Regions from separate parts of the Homo sapiens genome. Here region 1 is linked to region 2. The links are chromatin loops, found by intact Hi-C in ENCODE. Cell type or tissue: PC-3. All regions are shown on one strand. Links, peaks and the distances in the headings refer to the core of each region. The heading gives the core; the rest is flanking DNA.

Region 1 (5,680 bases), core at 1,081-5,080, 110 kb after region 2:
GTTAGAGGCTAAGAATCTGCATTTTAACAAGCACCCTCATATGGTTTTGATATACAAAATTAGAAAATTCCGTGGACCCAAATGTTAGCGTTGGCTGGACTTGGCTGGACCCTAAGTTACCAGCCCCTCTGCAGGGGCCCTCCCTAACCCTGCAAATCTGGGAAATACAAATTGGAATAATTGCTCAAGAGCATTCCCTGGGCAAGATGGATGAAAGTGGTTGCATGCTCTGTAGCATACTGGGACAAGGGAACTGAAAACAGATGCATTTCCTACAACTGCAACTCCCCCATAGCCATCCTACCAGTGCCTCCATCCCCCCAGTTTAAAAGGAAAACCACTAGGCAGAAAGAAGGCAATGCCCACTGCGGCACATCCCCATCCAGGAAGCTATCAGAGGATGGAGCATGTTTGAAACAAAAAAAAAGAAAACTTCGAAGAAACTTACACAGGAATACACAAACTAGCATTTGGGACTCCTGATTCAGAGGAACAGAAGAGAGCTCAGGTGGCTTTTTTGGGGTTATTTATTGACTGCATGCAGGTCTGAAGAGTCTGCTCTTGGGCACTGTTCAGGCAGAGACAGAAGGCTGGATCAGAACATCCCACACTTTTTCTTCCAGCAACAGAGCTCCGGCCTCACCTGCTCTCCCAAGCTCCAGGAAAGGCAATACCTGTGCCTCCCAACACAATTCCCACTCTCCCGATACACCTTGACATTGATCTTATTTCATCTCTGAGGATCACATTTCCAGATGACAGGTGCACACAGACATGCATCCTAGGGTAGCAAACAGCATGTTCTCTCTCTCTCTCTCTCACACGCGCACGCACACACACACACACACACACACATGCTGTCTCTCTCTTTCTCTCTCTCCCTCCCTCTCTTTCTCCCTCCCTCTCTCTCTCTCTCTTCTTTCAAAGGGATGACCTCCTGCATGTTGACATCCAGCCAAATTTAAAAATCACGGAAAAAAAAGAAATACCCAAAGCGAATCCGAGAAAAGCACCCATCCAGGCTACAACAGGGGCAGGAGGGCCACAAGATTCACTACGGACTGACGAGTTCAGGCCTTGGGAACTCATGTGCCAGGACCAAGATGAACGTCTCAGTACTGCTCATGCCCACTCCACCACAGAGGGAACCCCTGTTCTCTCAGCCCCACTGCCCCCACCCTCGGCGGATGCCAGCTAATGGAAGTTCCCAAATTTAATCAACCCATGCGTATAGCTGGGTTGGTTTGGGAGAAGGAAGTGAGCTGAACCCTTCAAACATTTTGAACAATGCAGATGTCCAGTGATCTCGTGGACACCAGGCATTTGGCATTTCCTAAGCCTCTTTAAACCTTCCTCCTTTGACCAAATGGCCTTCAGAAAAAAATAATTTCTGCCATCTTCTTTCTGAGTAACTTTGCAACCACCCTTCATCCCATCCCACTCCCCCAAAAAACTGTTTCAAACTCCCCCTCAAGTTCTGCCGGAGAGAATGTCACAAGAAGCCAAAGATAACTCCTCCTCCCCGACCCCTTTCCTCTTTCCTCACAGTCCCACTGAGATTCAGGAGTATTCTCCCACACCACCTATGTGTGCTGATTGAGGCATATTTTTTTTTCCCTTTTGTACGTTTTAGGCCTGCAACAGCTCACTGCATCAAAACGATTGGATTGGAAATGGGTAGTTCCATAGGAATTTTTTTTTTCATGCATCTTGCCTCCTGACATGTATATCACTGATTTAAAACAAAAAATCTAAGGAGCAAAAGGAGGGAGGGGAAGAAGGCCAAGAGAAGAAGAGGTCTACACTGACAGGCGGCCCCATTCTGTGAGCAAAAACCACCTTTTGACCACCTGCAGAATGCGCAAGGTCACGTGGGTTCTCTGCAGCTCCTTAATGTATTACCCGGCACACAAGCCCCCGTGGCATATAAACAAATCCACAAGCGGAAAAAAGAGAGAACTCCCTCCTCAGCGAGGAAGCGAATGACAACGGTAACAGCCGCAACAATAATAATAAATAAAGAATAACAATTACTACTACTACTACCACCACCCAGCCAAGCGCAGACGACAGCAGCACAGTAAAAGGATATCCAATGCAGGCTTTGCAAGGAGAGAAATCACAGAAAAGCAAACCGTGCCCACCTTGCTTGCCCACACCACCACCCCCAGCCCCCAATAAACAGAATCAGAGGGAAAGGGGACCGTGGGGAGAAAGGAGGGGGAAAGAAGGATTGCTTTTTTTTTTTTTTTTTTTTTTTTTTTTCCCGTAGGCAACACCTACCTCCAGGGTCCGGATTTCTTTTTGTGTGAGGTCGTTGGAGGTAGCACATTTGGTCCTAAGCCCTTCCAGGTTGGAGATGCTCAAGTCTATCATGTTTTGGACCAGTTCGCACTGCTGTAAGGCTTTTTGCAAACTCAGAGGCTGCTGCTCCTCGCTTTTCGTCATGTTTTCCTCATCCATCGCTTGCTCTGCAACCCCCTTCCCCTCCTCCTCCTCCCAGAGAGAAAAAAGAGGGGGGGGAGTAGAGGTAGTCTACCCTCCGCCTCTCCAACCACTGCGACTTCTCAACAATGTCTCATGAAGAAGAAATCCAACATCTCACACAGGGTTGAGGGGGTGGGAGTGGGAGGAGGGGACAAGAGCCAAAATTTATTATTTTATTTTGGGATATCAAGCGGACTCCATTAGAATGTCTCCTCTCTCTCTGAGTCTCTGGTCCCTGAAAAGGAGAGATGCTGTTTCTCAGAAGCAAACCAGGTGATGTGATGCTGTCTGTACACTTAGGGAGGAGGAGGAGGAGGAAAAAGAAGAGGAGAAGGAGGAGAGAGAGGAGGAGGGAGAGGAGGAGGAGGGAGAGGAGGAGGAGGAGAAGGAAAATAGCGCTCACTCTTTACACACCGGCTCCTTGAAGGACAAAATTATATATTTTTGGCTGGCTTGCTTTTATGTCAAAAAAAATCTGGTTTTCCCCCCTCCCAGTTGCAGGGACACGGCATGGTCCACGGTTTGGAGTGCTTTAGCGCGTTCTCAAGGTGCTGTCTGCATTGCTCCCGCGGCTGCGGCGGCTACTGCGGCTGGCTGCTGTCTCCTCCCCGCGCTGCTGCTGCTGCTGCTGCTGCCGCCGCCGGGCTCCGGGGGTGACGGTTGCTGCAATCGCTCCTGCCTCGCTCCACACCGACATCTTGCCTGTCAATCAAAGGGCGGGGGGGAGCGAGGGAGCGCCGGAGAGGGATGGAGACCAAGCGAGGGACCTGCAGGGGAGCGGGTTGGTGGAGAGGCGCCGTGCGCGCAGCCGCCCCAGCCGGGCCCCGGCCCCGGCGCGCCAGGGACCCGTCGGAGGAGGCGGAGGAGGAGCGCGCAGACTCGCGCACCTGGCCGGGGGGCGGGATTTCTAGGGGCTGCGGAGCTCGCGTGGCAAAGTGAAATTACTACCGGGAGTGCGTGCGAGCGAGCAAGCGAGCGATCGGCGGGCGGGGGCGCGGAGACAGCGCGCGCATCGGGCCCAGCCTGCTCCCGGGGGCGGCGGGGGAGGCCGGGAGTGTGCCCGAGCCTGGAGGCTGGGCGAGGGGGCGGGGAGAGGGATTTGGTGGCGGGGAGCGGGTGGGGGCCACTACTCCTGCACCGCTCTCGCGAGACCGGGCCGGAGTGCTGCTCAGCAGGTGCGCTCCGGCTGGGAGCAGGTGTGCGCCCAACTTTAAAACCCTCGGTGCGCGCCGGAGAGGCGTCGGCGTGAACCTGGGCACATCCCGTCTGTCTTTAGCTCGGGGGTGGTGTGTGTGTGTGTGTGTGTTTGCCTTTTTTGTTCGTTTGTCCTTTGGGTGTGTGTTTGTGTGTGTGTGCCTTTTTTGTTCGTTTGTCCTTTCTTGTTACTGGGGAAAAAATAAAGCGAACCTGATGATCTTCCGTGAATTTCAGGAAGCTGCCTCCTAGACTTGGTAGCCTGGCCCGCCCTGATGGCTTTCCATTTGGCGAGGAAAAGGGCCTTTGCCTTATTCTGAGTATTCCCATGTCCTACAAGTGTCTGTGTGGCCTGACCCCAGCATACCTAACTGACGTTATATCAGCAAACGATGGCTCCACAGTTAAGATGGTTTTTACCTTTTGAAATTTTTGGAAGCCTGGTGAGGTGGCTCATGCCTGTAATCCCCAGAACTTTGGGAGGCAGTCAGGAGGCTCGCTTGAGGCCAGGAGTTTGGGACCAACCTGGGCAACAACATAGCAAGACCCTGTCGCTACTAAAAATTCAAAAATTAAAAATGTAAATAAAATGGTTGGAAAAAAATGAAAATAACATTTTGTGACACGTGAAAGTTATGTGAAATTCACATCTCAGTGTCCACAAGTAAAGTTTTATTGGAGTACCACCACCCATCTGTTTATTGTCTGTGGTTACTCCTGCGTTGTAAAGCAGAGTTGAGTAGCTGCAGCTGAGACCGGTGGTTCACAACACCTGAAAGATTTACTGTCTGGCACTTTACAGAAAAGTTTGCTGACTCTTGATTAAATCTTTGTACTCTATGTCCACAGTGCTCAGAACATGCTTCACCCTAATCCTCTCCTGGTGGGTTTCTTCTTGTCACTGTTAACTCAAATATCATCTCAGAGAGGCCTCATCTCCCTAACCACCTTATCTAATAGTATTCCCAACACACATTGCCCAACAGATGTATTTAGAATGATTAGCAAAAGGCACCTCTTTCTTTAGGTGAACAGAGCCCTGTGCTGAGGACTGAGTAAGACGTGATACTCAGAACACATGGTATAATATGTCACTCTTAAATGAAGCCACTTGAAAAGCAGAGCGAACAGGAGCCAGTGGTGGCCACGTTGAATGACAACCTTTATTTTTAAGTTCTGGGGTAAATGTGCAGGATGTGCAGGTTTGTTACATAGGTAAACGTGTGCCATGATGGTTTGCTGCACCTATCAACCCATCACCTAGGTATTAAGCCCAGCATGCATTAGCTATTTTTCCTGATGCTCTCCCTCAACACACTTTTTTTTTTTTTTAAGACTGCCAGCTGACCCGGTGTGGTGGCTCCCACCTGTAATCCCAGCAATTTGGGAGGCTGAAGCGGGTGAATAGCCTGAGCTCAGGAGTTTGAGACTGCCTGGCCAACATGGTGAAACCCTGTCCCTACTAAAAATACAAATAATTAGCCTGGCATGGTGGCAGGCGCCTGTAATTCCAGCTACTCCCAGGCAGGAAAATCGCTTGAACCCAGGAGGCGGAGGTTGCAGTGAGCTGAGATTGTGCCATTGCACTCCAGCCTGAGCAACAAGAGCAAAACTCTGTCTCAAAAAAAAAAAAAAAAAAAAAACACAAAGAAAGAAAAACAATACTGTAAGCCATGGGATTTATAGCTATACAGAACTGAGTCAGTATTTTCAACATCTGTCAATGAGCAGGTGAAGTAAGTTCTCTATGTTCTCAATCTTTTGGACGATGAAGTTTATGAAATCCGATTCTCTGGTAAAATTATCTCTTTTCATCTATTTTCTCCAACTTTTCATTTTTCTTAAACATGTTAATTATGGTTATTTTAAAGCATTTGTCTAACTCCAAAAGCTTGATCACCTGTGGGTCTCTTTCTATTGACTATTTTTCCCTTTATTTTCAGTGATATGGTCCTGTCTCTTGGCAGGCCTTGTAATTCTTATTGAATGTCAGACGTTG
Region 2 (5,680 bases), core at 898-4,897:
TTTGGGAGGTCGAGCCGGATGGATCACCTGAGGTCAGGAGTTTGAGACCAGCCTAGCCAACATAGGGAAACCCCGCCTCTACTAAAAATACAAAAATTAGAGCAGCATGGTGGCGCATGCCTGTTGTCCCAGCTACTCAGGAGGCTGAGGCAAGGGAATCACTTGAATCCAGGAAGTGGAGTTTGCAGTGAGCCGAGATCATGCCACTGCACTGCAGCCTGGGCGACAGAGAGACTCCATCTTAAAAAAAAAAAAAAGAAAGTGGCTATTACTAGCATCTACTAAATGATATAGAATAGAACAGGAATGAATTTACAACATCTTCATCATGCATAAGAAGGAGGAGTATTGTTTCATGAAACATGCTATAATTGTGTATGTGTATGTGTAGCTGTGTGTGTGCATGTATGTGTACCTATGTGTGTGGGGGGGGTCACAATATAAATTGTACTGTCCATCTGGATCAAAAAAATTTTTAAAAAGATCAGAGGACAGGGCCAGGTGTGATGGCTCACACTTGTAATCCTAGCACTCTGGGAGGCCAAGGCAGGCGGATTGCCTGAGCTCAGGAGGTCAAGACCAGCCTGGGCAACACGGTGAAACCTCGTCTCTACTAAAATACAAAAAAAAAAACTAGCTGGGCGTGGTGGCATGCACCTGTAGTCCCAGTTACTCGGGAGGCTAAGGCAGGAGAACTGTTTGAACCCAGGAGGTGGAGGTTACAATGAGCCGAGGTCGCACCACTGCACTCCAGCCTGGGTGACAAGAGTAAGACTCTGTCTCAAAATAAATAAATAAATAAATAAAAATCGGAGCACCAGAACTTTCATGGTCTCGCACAGCCTAGAATGTCACAAAAAAATGACTATTCTTCCCCATGGTCTCGCACAGCCTAGAATGTCACAAAAAAATAACTATTCTTTCCCATAAGGCTGACATAAATGCCTCTCTCATGGAAACTGGAATCTCACTCTACTTTTAAGGATGCTGCCAAACTCAGTAGTGCCTCCCGGATGAGACAACATGAATTCTGAAAAGCAATTAAAAACCTAACCTCAAACGCTCACTGTCAGGCATTGTGCCGGCATAAATTGGTACAAACTTTCTGGAAAGATATATGACAATGTTCACCATAATTTTTAAAATATGGGTTTTTTGTTGTTGTTTTTTGTTTTTGAAATGGAGTCTCGCTGTCACCCAGGCTGCAGTGCAGTGGCACAATCTCAGCTCACTGCAACCTCCACCTCCCAGGTTCAAGAGATTCTCCTGCCTCAGCCTCCCAAATAGCTGGGATTACAGGCATGCGCCACCAAGCCCAGCTAAATTTTTGTATTTTTAGTAGAGATGGGGTTTCACTATGTTGGTCAGGCTGGTCTCAAACTCCTGACCTCAGGTGATCCACCGGCCTCGGCCTCCTAAAGTGCTGGGATTATAGGTGTGAGCCACCACGTCCGGCCAAAATATGCAAATGTTCCACTGCAAGACCCCTCTCCTATGAATTCACTGTAAAGAAATAGCCACGGGGGTCCCCAAAGATAACACTCAGGGGTATTCACAGCAGCGTTGCTTATGATAGGAAAAATATGGATATTTCCAAAAATAGGAGATTGGTTGAATAAATTGTTAGTATTCAGGTATTAAAAATAAGAAGTGAATGCATTTATTGACAAAGGAAGATGTTTATGACAACACTGTAATTTGGTGCAATTTTTTTTAAGACAGGACCTCACTCTGTGGGCCAGGCTGGAGTTCAGTGGTACTATCTCAGCTTGCTGCAGACTTGACCTCCAGGACTCAAGCAATCCTCCCACTTCAGCCTCCCAAGTAGCTAGGACTACAGGCGCATGCCACCACACCCAGCTAATTTTCTTTTTTTGGTAGAGGTAGAGTCTCTTTATGTTGCCCAGGCTGGTCTCAAACTCCTGGGTTCAAGCAATTCTCCCACCTTGGCCTCCCAAAGTGCTGGGATTACAGGTGTGAGCCACCATGCCTAGCCTGCAATTTTTTTTTAAAGAGAGAAAACTGCCATCTGCTTCTCACTGTGGGTAAAGAGAGAAAGTCACCTTTGGAGCAGATTTTGTATGTACTGAGTGACTGAGAGGCCCCTCCCTGTCAGCCACACTCATGTTGGGTGAGTCAACACCATTGTGCTAGAGGTAAAGAGTAACATGACCTTTACAGCTCGTCAGCCAGGAGTGATTTTGCCTCCCTGGGAACATTTTGAAATATCTGGGGATATTTCCATGTGTCATGACTTTGAGTTGGGGGATGTTACTGGTATCTCATGGGCAGAGGTCAAGGATGCTTCTAACCAAACATCCTTCAACACATAAGACAGCCCCCAGTGCATGGTCTGCCCCCCATTTTATTTTTGAGACAGGATCTTGCTCTGTCACCCAGGCTGGAGTGCAGCAGTGTGATCATAGCTCACTGCAGCCTCAATCAATGTCCTGGGCTCAAGTGATCCACCAGCCTCAGCCTCCCGAGTAGCTGGGACTACAGGCGTGTGCCACCACACATGGCACATTTTTTTGTATTTTTTGTAGAGACGGGGTTTCGCCATGTTGCCCAGGCTGGTCTGGAATTCCTGAGCACAAGAGATCCTCCTGCCTTGGCCTCCCAAAGTGCTGGGATTACAGGCGTGAGCCAGTGTGCCCGGCCGCATGGTCCCTTTTGATGCTGACTGTACCTGAATCAGGATCTGCCAGCAAGAAAAAATACAAAAGGGCACGCATGGAGGACTGGGCCGATGACCTGTTTCAAGTATGTTCTGTTTTGTTCACCGCTGCCTTCTCAGCCCTGCTGGCACCCCATAGCCACTCAGATTAGAAGACTTCTCCAGGCCTAGAACAATATTCAACAAATGCTTGTTGAATAGAGCAGGTTGAATCAAGCAAGGGCATCTGTGAGCCTCCACCTGACTCTGCCAGACTGATGCTCAACAGTGACACCTTGTGGTGGGAACTGCAACAACCGTGCTGATGGCCACTAACACTTCTCCGTGGCTGGCATGTGCAGAGCGGATCCCTTGGGACAGAAAGGCCCCAGAATTTGCAGAAAAATCATGAGGCTAAAGAGAAGCAGGAAGCCTCAGGAAGATGATATCTGATGTTCTGCTAATAAAGACAAACAGGTATCTGAGCAATTAATGGAAAAGATCCAGGAGGGATGACAATATATTTGGCCCCCAAACTGATAGAACAAGTCACAGAGGTTATTTTATTAGGTGAAAAAAAAAAAAATTTAAGCAATATGTGTGGATAATTCTATTTTTTAAAGTATACATATATCCATTTGTCAGGAAAAATTATACCAAAATGACAAGAGCAGTTACCTAGAGGGTGGAGCTTAGGGTGATTTTTTTAAAATCTATTTTCTGGTTTATGTTACAATTAATGCAAATTACTTCTGTTAAAAAAAAAATTAGAAGCTAGACATTGACCCAAAATGCAAAGCCACGTCAGAATGTCTAAAGTAAAAAGACCCTGGTCTCCTATTCACACTCAATATTTTCATATCTGGACCCTAATTATCCAGAACCAGATACCCTAAACCTCAGCGGGTCTTCCTGGGGCAAGAGTTCAAATCCAAGAGCTGCCCTTGCTGGTGTCTTCCGGCCTCCAAATCCCAGGTCCACGCTGCCTCTTCCTGCGTTTCGGATTTGCCCCCCAGGGTTGACTCTGTCTCGTCCTGGCCTGCAGTGGCGGGCACGGGATGCCGAGGGACCGCGGCAGCTGTGCTGGGGACAAGTCTCCACATCCCCGACCCCGGGGCCTGCTCACCTGACATGTGGACATTCCTGAGGCAGGAGAGGGAGGCGTTGAGGCGGGCACACTCCTCCCGGTTGGCTCCGTATTTCTCCACAGTCTCGCACACCTGTTCATCCGTCATCTCCAAGAGGTCCTCCAGGCTCAGCTGGCCGGGGGAGATTTCCTAGAGGAGGGGAGAAGGATTGTCAACCGTGGGGCAGGAACAGCATCTCTGCCTCCACGCTGCCCTGTAGTGGTGCCTAGAGGAGAACACTCCGCAGTGTAAACGCTTTGCATGACAGTGGGGTCTCCGAATCTCGGGTTTGCCACTCATTATCTAGATAACCTCTGACCAGTCGCTCAACCTCTCTGGGCCTCACTTTGCTCATCTGTAAAGTGGGACTCCTAAGTGTCCATACTTGGCAAGGTAGCGCAGGTGCTTAGTGCTATTATAATTACTACCCTGTCTGGCGTCAACACTGTGCCTGTCTCTCGAATGTTTATAAGGCAGGGCCCCATTTTTTCATGTTTGCTTGGCTCTCAGTGCCTCCCACTCTGCAGGGACTCATCTAAAATCCCAGCACAAACTCAGAGCAAGCACAGGACAAGGCAGGTGTGCTGGTGGCTGGGTCCCACTCTCTCTCTGCTTCCTCTCTTCTCTGGCTGCAGGGTCTAGGGCTCACACTGGTCTTCAGAAACCCTAATGGAAAAGGGGCTGAAAGTCCATGCCCCGTGCTGGAAATGAAACTAGGTTTGTTTTTGAGCCCCATGGGGCATGGCTTTGCATCCTAAGGCAAAGCAGAAACACTGGAGTATAGCGTGGAGTGGGGGAAAGGGACCTAGAAAAGGTAGGATTCCCAACTTAACGTGTTGGGCAGGTGAACTTTCACCGCCACCCCATGTTCCCAAAACAGTGTCTCCCTAGACCATCATATGGACACACCTCAAAATTTGTCAAGCTTCTATATTTATGCATCAGTATCTGTATGTATATATGAGTCTTCTTTTATAGCACTTACTACTCAACATTTTAACATATATTGTTATTACTTAAGGGTTTTTTGCCTTTTTTTGTTTTTTGTTTATTTGTTTGTTTGTTTTGAGACAGTCTCGCTCTTGTTTCCCAGGCTGGAGTGCAATGGCGCGATCTCGGCTCACTGCAACATCCACCTCCCGGGTTCAAGCGATTCTCCTGCCTCAGCCTCCTAAGTAGCTAGGATTACAGCCACTCACCACCACGCCTGGCTAATTTTTGTATTTTTAGTAGAGACAGGGTTTCACCATGTTGGCCAGGCTGGTCTCAAACTCCTGACCTCAGGTGATCTGCCCACCTCAGCCTCCGAAAGTAAATAAGGGTGAAATAGCCTACGGATGGTGTTTCTAGGGCAGTATTGCGGAATACATCTACCCTCTTGTGGTCATGTTTGTGTATTACAACAAGATACAGCTCCCACATTAAACTGATAGCCAGAAAGAAGAAAACTGTCTCAGTACAAAAAATTATCTTCAAAAATATGAGCTATGGTGCCTTTTCAACTCACCCAGGCAGGCAGGGGGCAGAGAGAGAAGAATAGTGGAGTCACTTAGAGGCTTTCTCAAATAGGGACACATTGCTGGTGAGCCCCTTTAAGAAAGGTGATGACCACGGATCTGTTTATTTCTGGTTGTTGTTTTTCTTAAATAGAGACAGGGTCTCCCTCTGTCACCAGGCTGGGGTGCAGTGAGGCCATCATATCTCACTGCAGCCTCAAACTCCTGGGTTCAAGCGACCCTCCCACCTCAGTCTCCTGAGTAGCTGGGACTACAGGCATGCACCAACATGCCTGGCTAATTTTTAAATTTTTTTGTAGAGATAGGATCTCACTATGTTGCCCAGGCTGGTCTCGAATTCCTGGCCTCAAGTGATCCTCCCACCTCGGTTTCCAAAAGTG

Evidence for each region. Peaks named below come from ENCODE experiments on the same cell type or tissue, not always from the same donor. Only the 100,000 strongest peaks of a DNase experiment are listed, where the experiment ranks them.
Region 1: a loop joins it to region 2, with 2.8 times the contacts of the local background. A loop is called at or near these places in 1 of 110 quality-filtered maps.

Annotation. Positions count from the first base shown.
Region 1 is chr12:117,965,793-117,971,472 of GRCh38, forward strand. It overlaps KSR2 (kinase suppressor of ras 2), which reads right to left and starts at 3,198. Exons shown (of 20, transcript NM_173598.6): 1 at 2,284-3,198. The coding sequence starts at 2,463. RefSeq lists silencers at 3,211-3,480, 3,491-3,600. In PC-3, for the core only: no CTCF peak of the experiment used is centred there; a DNase peak (open chromatin) is centred at 3,499; H3K4me3 peaks cover 3,267 bases; H3K27ac peaks cover 1,231 bases.
Region 2 is chr12:117,851,646-117,857,325 of GRCh38, forward strand. KSR2 (kinase suppressor of ras 2) reads right to left here. Exons shown (of 20, transcript NM_173598.6): 3 at 3,783-3,933. Among named protein-coding and RNA genes, the nearest start is that of KSR2, 110 kb to the right of the region's middle. In PC-3, for the core only: a CTCF peak has its summit at 2,956 (motif pointing left); DNase peaks (open chromatin) are centred at 2,136 and 2,946; H3K27ac peaks cover 2,501 bases.